Regions from separate parts of the Mus musculus genome. Here region 2 is linked to region 1. Evidence: chromatin contacts called from ENCODE POLR2A ChIA-PET data. All regions are on one chromosome and are shown on one strand. The core of a region is the stretch at or near the end of the contact, and the rest is flanking DNA. Distances in the headings are between cores, read along the strand shown. Region 1 holds the start of Asb16 (ankyrin repeat and SOCS box-containing 16). Region 2 holds the start of Grn (granulin).

Region 1 (4,638 bases), core at 1,193-3,692:
GTATCTGTTGGGGAAGAGGGTCCTCTTTGAATGAGCATGAAGCTTTGTGAGGGACACTGGAGTGGTACAGGAGGACGAGGCCAGCAGCCTAACCAGCCAGCTGAACTTAAGTCAGCCTGGCAATCAGTGGGGTGACAGAGGTCACAACCAGAATGTTCCCACATCTCACTCTAGGGGATAGTTTATGCTCTGCTCTGGTAAGTGGTTTTGACGCCCTAGCCGGGTTCTCTACCTAGCTAACACTGAAGAATTTTACAGCTGAAATGTAAGATACCATTTGCTTGTTAAAAGAAAGGCCAGAGACTCAACAATATATATTTTTTTCAAGACAGGGTTTCTCTGTATAGCCCTGGCTGTCCTGGAACTCACTTTGTAGACCAGGCTGGCCTCGAACTCGGAAATCCACCTGCTTCTGCCTCCCAAGTGCTGGGACCACCGCCTGGCAATATTTTTTTTTTGTTGTTGTTGTTTTTGTTTTTTTGTTTTTGTTTTTTGAGACAGGGTTTCTCTGTGTAGCCCTGACTGTCCTGGAATTCACACTGTAGACCAGGCTGGCCTTGAACTCAGAAATCCGCCTGCCTCTGCCTCCCGAGTGCTGGGATCAAAGGCATGTGCCACCACGCCCAGCTAATTTTTTTTTTAAAAAGAGAAAAAAAATTATAAATCTACCATTCTCTCTGGAGAGTAGTTCTATAAGTCCAGATGTCTCTCTGTACAGTTTTCAAGTATTCTATAGACCTAAGGTCGCTGACATGGAAAGATGGCCCATGAAACAATGTCAGCTTCTAATGCTGCATGTGGCCAGGTGTGGAAGTGTGTGGTTGCGATCTATCACTTAGGAGCAGGAGGTAGAAAGATCACAAGTTCAAGGCCAGCCTGGCCCAGAGAGCGAGAGAGCGAGAGCAAGAGAGAGAGAGAGAGAAAGAGTGTGTGTTCCTGTTTCAAAAACAAACCTGTCAATAATGAACTGAACAGGACCTGAAGGGACAAGCACATGACCCCAGTCACTCGGAAAGCTGAGGCAGAAGGCTCACAGGTACAAGATCTCCCTGGGCTATGGAATGAATTGAACGCCAGCCTGGGTAAATAACAAGACCCTGTCTCAAAATTTAAAAAGCTTGCCATCTGTGGCCGGAGCACAGTGGCGAAGACAATGGTTATTAGCATTCAAATTAGAGTTCAATCCTCTAGCCCCCAAATAAGATGGGGCTGGTGGGGTGGCTCAGCAGGAGGGGCTTGGCTTTTCTCCCTACAACACCACTCCCTAACCCCCAAAGTCAGTAATGGTAAGGAAAAATTGCATATGAGTTTCATAAAAACTGTCTACTATAGCAGGAAACTGTAAGAGAAACATGGATATATATGTATGTGTGTATATTTTCATATATATAACGCTATAGTAATATAGTGCATATAATTAACCAAAGCCAAAATTTACAATCTGTATATGTGTTATATGAGAATATAACTTTAAGGCTGGCGAGATAGCTCAGCCGGTTAAGAGCACTGACTACTTCTGAAGGTACTGAGTTCAAATCCCAGCAACCACATGGTGGCTCACAACCATTGGTAATGAGATCTGATGCCCTCTTCTGGTGCAACTGAAGTCAGCTACAGTGTACTTACATATAATAAATAAATAAATCTTTAAAAAGAGAGAGAGAGAGAGAGAATATAACTTTAGCTAGGTGGTGGTAAGATGCACCTTTGATCCCAGCAGATTAGGAAGCAGAGGCAGGCAGATCTCTGAGTTGGAAGCCAGCCTGGTCTACAAAGTGAGTTCCAGGACAGCCAGGGCTATAGTGAAAAAAAAAAAAAAAAACCAAAAAAATTTGGAGGGTGGGCATAGTGGCTCACACCCTTAATCCCAACATGAAGGAGGCAGAGGCGGGTGGATCTCTATGAGTTTGAGGAAAACCGTGGTTGGCCTCAACTGTTTAGGAAAGAGTTAATATGGGTGACTATGGGTCCGTTCTAGGCTCTTTACGGAGAAGTGGCGTATGGATTCTTCTTCCCTTCCCAACCCCCACTCCTGTCCCTCTTCTGTCCTCCTAGGTGGTGTTCCCTACCCTGTTCCGCTGACCAGGCCAGCTGGTTGCTCACAGTCTCCACAATCATATTGGCAGCGTCTTCATCTTGGAACAGGATTTGGAGCTGCTGTAGGTCCCCAGAGAACAGGGCATTGTGGACAGCTGGGTCTCGGCAGGAGCGGCGAGGCCTAAGGAGCTGGGCCTGGGGACAAGGGAGGTCCCTGTGCCTGCGGCACTGCTGGGCAGCAGCTCTCCTCCTGTCCTCCCAGTCCAGCCACTCTCTCTGCAGGCGGAGAGCACGCAGTGTGGAGGATGTGAAAGGAAAGCTCTCCCCTGCCATGAGGGGTCCAGTGGTCTGGGCAGTGCCACCTAGGCAGAGAATCGTTCCTTGTCCCAGCTAGCACCTTGCTCTGGGGAGCCACCCTGCCCCCTTCTTGGTAAGCTGGAGAAACAGCTGAGGCTATAAATAGGCCCCTCACTGCATTGGTAAACAGTTTGCCTAGAGTCATGATCTTAATGCAGATGGTATTGGGCCAGCCTCTGACCCTGCTGGTACCCTTTTGTTGGTCAACAGGGCCTCAGCCAAAGGTCACTCCTGGACCCCACTTCTCTGGAGTGAGCCTTCTAGTCAAAGCAGTCAACCATGAGATGGGTGGGCAGGACAGGGTAGAGGAAGGACCAGGGTCCTGCAGCCTCTGAAGTATTGGCTGGTAAAAAGGGTAGAAGCCCAGGATGGCCCATAGACCTCAGTCTGGGGAAGTGGAGAGAGCTTCCAAGAAGCCAAACCACTCTTCCTGAATTTGAAATAACAGCAACCACTGCACACACACACCATGCTTTCTAGAACTGAAATCACTCTCAGATCCATCTCTACTCAGATGACCAGTCAGTGTTGTAATACAAGACAGATTTGGTCAGGAAATGAGGCCAAGCTAAGAATTTCAGTTCAGCACCTGAGATGGATAGAGACTTACAGGACGTAAGGTTTTGTTGTTGGCAGTGCTGCTGTTTTTGTTTTTTGAGACAGGGTTCCTCTGTGTAGTCCTGGCTGTCCTGAAACTAGCTCTGTAGACCAGACTGGCCTTGAACTCAGCGATCCACTTCCCTTTGCCTCAGGAATGCTGGGATTAAAGGGATACACTACCACACCTGGGTGGAATTTAAGTCTTAAAAAGGTAAAACTGACTCAAAGTTACATAGCTTGTGGGGGTGTGCCAAGGCCTCCAGTGGGCCACACTTTAGATAAGTACCCTAGAGGGTAGTGCTATGTTGGGTAGACAGTTGAGCAAATCCTCTTCTTGTCCCCTCATGCCGAAACTGGGCACGGTCTCTACCTTCAGTGACTAGTTTTTTTTTTCCCTCCCTGGTTTCTAGGGGAATCACGTGCCTGACTGCGGATGTGTCCAGGGATTTGACCTTGGAAGTGGAGACTGAAGGGATGAGACTTTTGGGAAACTACGCCCCATTCGCTTTAGGAGGAAATGGCTGTACTTCCAGGAGCCTCTAGGGGGAGGAATGAGGCCGCGGAAACAACAACAGCTGGTCGATTAGCTGGCAGGGGAGGGTGGAGGGATGTCAGCGGGCTTCTGTCTTCAAGACTGCAGGCTCTGCAGTGTCTTGGCAATGCCATGTGGGTCCCTCCTTGCTCCCGGTGCTTGCTCCCACCCACTCTCCAGCAACCTTCTCCTCCTCTGTATCTCTCACTTCCCCCTGGCCGCAGGCTCCCACACAGAATGTCTCTCCTACAGTTTTGTCCTCAGCTTCAGTTCCTAGCCTCCAGCCTGGATGGGTCTAGCCTGTGTCTCCTTCCTCTGACCACACTCAGCCCTGTCACAATCACCTATCCAAGAAGGTCACTTTTCCTTAAAAATGTCTGCAGTTTGGCTCAGGCTCTTCCAGAGAAATCCCGAATCCCTGGTCTGGCCCCATGCCACACAGCATTCTCACCAGGTCCTTTACCCTTCCCTGCTGTCCCAGTGGCTTGGGGTCTCCTAACTCACCCATTCAAGGCACTCTGCTGTGTGGAGGTGTGCCTGCAGTAGCTACTCAACTAGAAGGCCATCGGATGGGTTTGGCAAAGTACCCATGCCAGAGACATCATTCTACCATGCTAAATGTGGGTTCTGGGGCAGGCCCTGGCATGGTCGGTCTTGACACAATGTTTAGGAGCCCTTGGCTCATGGCAGGCTGGCCTCTCTGAACATTGAATGAAGGTCCCTATTCTCTGCCAGAACAAACACTCACCCACCACCCAGAGTGGGTGGCAGTGACCTGGGCCTTTTCCGGCACGTCCCTCACCCTCTGTTCAGTCAGTCTGTGCTTGGCCCCAGCTTCTTGGTGGTGTTCCAGGGAGGGGGTCCCAGATGAAGAGTGAGATCATGCCTAGTGAGGGTTTGAAGATCCTCAGAGAAAGGCACCTCTATGGACGCAGCTATGATTAACCCCACTGGAAGCCATACCATGTTTTAATTGCCCCGCTGACTGCCTAGCGGAGCACCCACAGCTGAGTTCCCAGGGTTGGGAGTGTGGCAAAGCTGGGTGGGGTCGAGGAGGGCCAAAGTGGTGGGTGTCCCTTCGCTCCCCAGGCATCTAACAGTCAGAGCCTAAC
Region 2 (4,638 bases), core at 575-3,074, 160 kb before region 1:
GGTGAGCCCTTCCCGACATCACCAGGGCACCTCAAACGGACCGCCTCCGTCTCTCCCCCCTCAGAAACCGAAACTCAGCTGCAAGTGGGAAGACCCAGCACAGTGCCTCACTGCCTCAGCAGGAGGAACCGAGCCTCTCACTTCCCTAATAAGCCTTTCCCCAGCCCAGCTGGCCTACCCAGCAACCCAGAATGACCCAACAATATTCAAAGACCCTCTAGGGAGTCTTTCTCCCTCTCCTTACTGTATTTCTCTGCAACAACTATGCAAAACAGTAATTATAATATTACTTTCACTTTTCAAATCCATGCCTAAGGATCAAGTCAGGGAAAAAAGACGGGATATGGGACTGGGTTCATATGCCAACTGGTCTCCCTGAATATTGTCAGAGAAGGACCCTGAATCCCAGAGGCCAGAGGTCCAAACAGGACAGGACAGAGCATTTTTCTGGCAGGTGACCCAAGCAGGATAGAAACAGGGTGGGAGCCGGGCGGTGGTGGTGCACACCTTTAATCCCAGCACTTGGGAGACAGAGGCAGACAGATTTCTGGTTTTGAGGCCAGCCTGGTCTACAGAGTGAGTTCCAGGACAGCCAGGGCTACACAGAGAAACCCTGTCTCGAAAAACCAAAAAAAAAAAAAAAAAAAAAAAATAATAATAATAATAATAATAATAATAATAAAATATTTAAAAAGTAGGTACAGAGACTTGGGTTTTAGTCCTGGAAGTGACACTCTATGTCAGAAATTGCTCCCTGTGTCTCAATTCTTCTCTGCCTGGACACTGGTGGCTATGAAAGACAGGAAATGCCACCCACACATGGCAGGCATGCTTTTGATCCCAGCATTTGGGAGGCTGAGGTAGGAGGGTTGCAAGTGCCAGGCCAACTTGGGCTATAAGGTGAATCCCAGGCCAGCCTGGGCTACATAGAAGGATCTGCCATCTTTCTCTTTCCTTCTCTAGGTCTTTTCAAGTGCCCTTTCACCTAATTCAAAGAACATCCCAGAGGCCATCTCCTAACCAGGAAGGGGTAGGGAAGACCCAGTTCCTCTCAACGGGGCTAGGGAGTGGTGAGCCCCTGGCCACCTCTACACTACACAGCTAGGGAGAACTGGAGCCTTTCAAAGCCCTAGCTCCGACATCTTCCACTAGGTGGCACCCCCCAACTCTGAGTGTCGAGGGGAAATGAATTTCCTAAAAGGTGAGCCAATCCAGATGAGAGGCAGCGGGGGAAAAGTGGCGGGGAGAGGCGGAAATTAGCTCTCTCGCCCCCCAAGAAAGGAAATAAAGCTGACACAACCCAGGGACTCAGCCATCACGCCCTGGTCCTGCTCGCAACCCCTTTGAGCTCTGGGGGCCAAGGGCCGGAGATCCCCACCCAATGCACGCCGCCGCAGAGAACACTTGCAGCGTCCGAAAGAGAAAGAGCCGGACCTGGAGACAGAGGTGGGAAGTACGGACAAGAGAGGAGCTGGCCCAAGAGTGGGGTGGTTCCTGTCCTGGAGAAAGGCCTGCAGCTTTCCGACATGCTGGGCAAGAGAAGCCTCTTATTGGGGGGGAGGGGGTGCGGGGAGGTGTCTCTACAACAACTGCCCCCACCCCTCCAAAAAAGAAAAGAAAAAAACAACCTCGTTAGTGCATCAGAAACCCCTAGGGGAGTTTCAAGAGGCAGGTCTTCTCTTGTCTCTGAGCTGAGACTCCAGAGGACCCTCAATTGCACAGGCAGCCTGGTCAGGCCTCTGGACCTCTGGACAGTAGCCGGGGAGATTGTCTGCAGAGGGTCCTCCTACCTGCGTCGGGGTCCGGGCTCCCTGGGAGGCATCTGGCGGTCAGCTCCAGGACTAGGGCTTGGCCGCACGATGGCCCGCCCACCTCAATTTCCATTAGCCATTGCTCGGAGATCCAGGGCTTCCATTGGTTACTTGTCTACGTAGAGGCGGGACTCTCCTGGAATGCTGTGTTTCTTTTCTACTCAGTTCACATTCCTCCTCCCTTTCCTCTTTCTCCCCACACCCCATTTCTAGGGATCATGTGATTAGAGAATCATATGACAACATAGCCCGCCTCCCCCAGGGCAGAGCTTGCTGGTTTGGGTTCTGGCGGCAGAGTGTTGCAGAGATGAGACACCTCATGCCTAAGGGCACCCACAGTTAGGAGAGCTGCCCTGAGGGCACGCGTTCAAGGTCGTTTACTGGAGGGTGTCTGCTTCTGGATCGGGACTTTTGTACATTCCTGTCTCTTCACGCCTGGCAGACAAGGACTCGAAACCAGTTGGAAGATGGTTGTGAGGGTGAAGATAAATAGTCCCCAGGTTTGAATGGGGAGAGTGGCTTAGACTAAATCTAATAAAGGTTCAAGGGCGAGTACCGGGCACTGTAGATGTGTGTAGGGAGGAGGCAGGAGATTGGCTCAAACTGGGGGGAAGAAGAGATTTAAATCCATATTGATAGCACTGCATTAAATTGAAGCTGAAAGAATTTTAAGAGGCTGATAAGGTGGGACAGAGGAACTTGAAACTAGATTGGGAAAGACAGTGAATCCTTTCCTTGGGTAGTTTATATCTTGTTCTTTACAGACAGCCTCTAGCAAGGGTTGAAAGCCACGTTCAAGATAAGGGCATTAGCCAAGTGTGTGGCACTGCCTGTGGAGTAGGCTGGTGGCTGTCGAGATGGAAGGGGTTTCCTTGTTTCAGCTGTCCCCACCTTCGAGGAATTGTTATGGTGGGTGAATAGAGACCATGGGGGTCAGCCATACAGTTCAGGACAGTGGGAGTCTTACATAGAGAGGAGTGCATGCAGGGTTGTGGAATTCCGTGAGGGCTTCTTACACTGGAGTCCCAGAAAGTGTGTAAGACTGGTGCATCATTCTGCATCCTGATGGTGTTAGCATAGGTGTTCCATGACATTCATACAGGTGTCCCCAGAACAGACCATTGCTTATGCTTCTAGTGAGACACAGCCATCTGCGGAGGCTGAGGAAGGGGTGCTGCTGAACCCCAGGAGTTGGAAACCAGACTCAGCAACATTGCAGCTCACCCTCTGAGTCAGGGTTTCCTGTGTTCCAGACGAGCTTCAGCTTGATAGATAGCTGACACAGAACTTCTCAGTTTTCTGCCCCCATCTCCCAAGCGCCACGATTGCAAGTGCAGATTGCCGTGTTTAGTTTCTGTGCTGCTGGGATTAGACCTAGGGCCTTGAGCATGCTGAGCTACAAGTGCTACCAACTGAGCTACATCCTAGACGCAGCACTGCCTCAAGGGGAAATAAAATGGGGAGCAGGTAAAAGCTTAACAAACCTGCTTCCTTTGTTTCACAAGACAGAAATGACTCCCAGAAACCACGACTTCTGACTTCTGCACACACACCATAGCATTAGCGCACCCCCAGACTTACATACGCAATCGCTTGAAATAAATAATAAAAAGGTAGAACAAACTTCTGGGGCTACAGCTTAATGGCATTGCTCTAATCTAACACGAGAGGTTCTGGTTTCCGTCTGAAGGAGGGAGCGCATATTTCACAGAACAACATTTGGACAGTCGATCTGTCCACCTGGTTTTGTTTATCAAGAAAGGGTTTCTCTGTGGAGTTCTGGCTAGCCTGGAACTCACTCTATAGACCAGGCTGGACTCAAACACAGAGAGATCCACCTGCCTCTGCCTCCTCAGTGCTGGGGTTCAAAGCCACATACCACCACCACCACCCTACCTTGTTTATCTTGTTTGTTTGTTTGTTTGTTTTGGTTTTGGTTTTGGTTTTTTTCGAGACAGGGTTTCTCTGTATAGCCCTGGCTGTCCTGGAACTCACTTTGTAGACCAGGCTGGCCTCGAACTCAGAAATCCGCCTGCCTCTGCCTCCCCAGTGCTGGGACTAAAGGCATGCGCCACCACGCCCGGCGTTTACCTTGTTTTTAAGGCAAGGTCTCTGTTTTTGCCTCTGCGCGCTGTGTGCTTCATGATACCTGGCCCTTAAGCCTCCAAATGATTTTCTTGACTCTGCCTCCCATCTTGCCATAGAAGATCAGCCTCTTCATTTTTATTTTTATTTTTTTTTTTACTTTTTATTTTGAGATGGAGTCTCCCTAAGTTTTCCAGGCTAGCCTTGAACTCACTATATAACCCACATAGACCTTGAACTTGGACTCTTTAGCTGGGATTATAGACATGAACCAGCAGGCTCTGCCTCCTCCTCCTCCCCCGACCCCACTTTAGAGACAGAGTCTGTCTGGTCTCAGGCTCACTTTGTACCCTAGACTAACCTTGAACTTCCTGACCTTGATCCTGGTGCCTCTGCTTCTTAAGTGCTGGGATTACAGATTTGAGCTCCTTTATCCAGTTTGCCGTCTTCTCGGTTACTATTTTAGAACTTAGATAGGTTTTGTAAGCTTCGTAAAAAAATTTTTAAGTTAGATGTATGTATATATGTATGTATGCATGCATGAATTTATATGTATCATATGTGTGCAGGAGCCTTTGGGGGCCAGAGGGTACTGAATCACTGGAGCTGGAGTTACAGCCCCACGTGAGTATTGCAAACCAAATCCTCTACCAGAGCAATAAGCATTCCTAAGCTGTCTCTCCAGCCCTAGAACTTAGTTTTGAAAGTGCTTGTGAAAAATGGAAAATTATATTCTGGGGCT

What was found. ChIA-PET counts read pairs that join two places held with the same protein, here RNA polymerase II (POLR2A).
Region 2: POLR2A ChIA-PET joins it to region 1 with 13 read pairs in embryonic stem cell. The contact joins the promoter of Grn here to the promoter of Asb16 in region 1. POLR2A ChIA-PET finds 5 or more read pairs at or near these places in 4 of 5 experiments (Patski and embryonic stem cell).

What each region holds. Positions count from the first base shown.
Region 1 is chr11:102,266,555-102,271,192 of GRCm38, reverse strand. Asb16 (ankyrin repeat and SOCS box-containing 16) reads right to left here and starts at 2,442. Exons shown (of 5, transcript NM_148953.3): 1 at 2,070-2,442. The coding sequence starts at 2,370.
Region 2 is chr11:102,427,693-102,432,330 of GRCm38, reverse strand. It overlaps Grn (granulin), which reads right to left and starts at 1,824. Exons shown (of 13, transcript NM_008175.5): 1 at 1,791-1,824.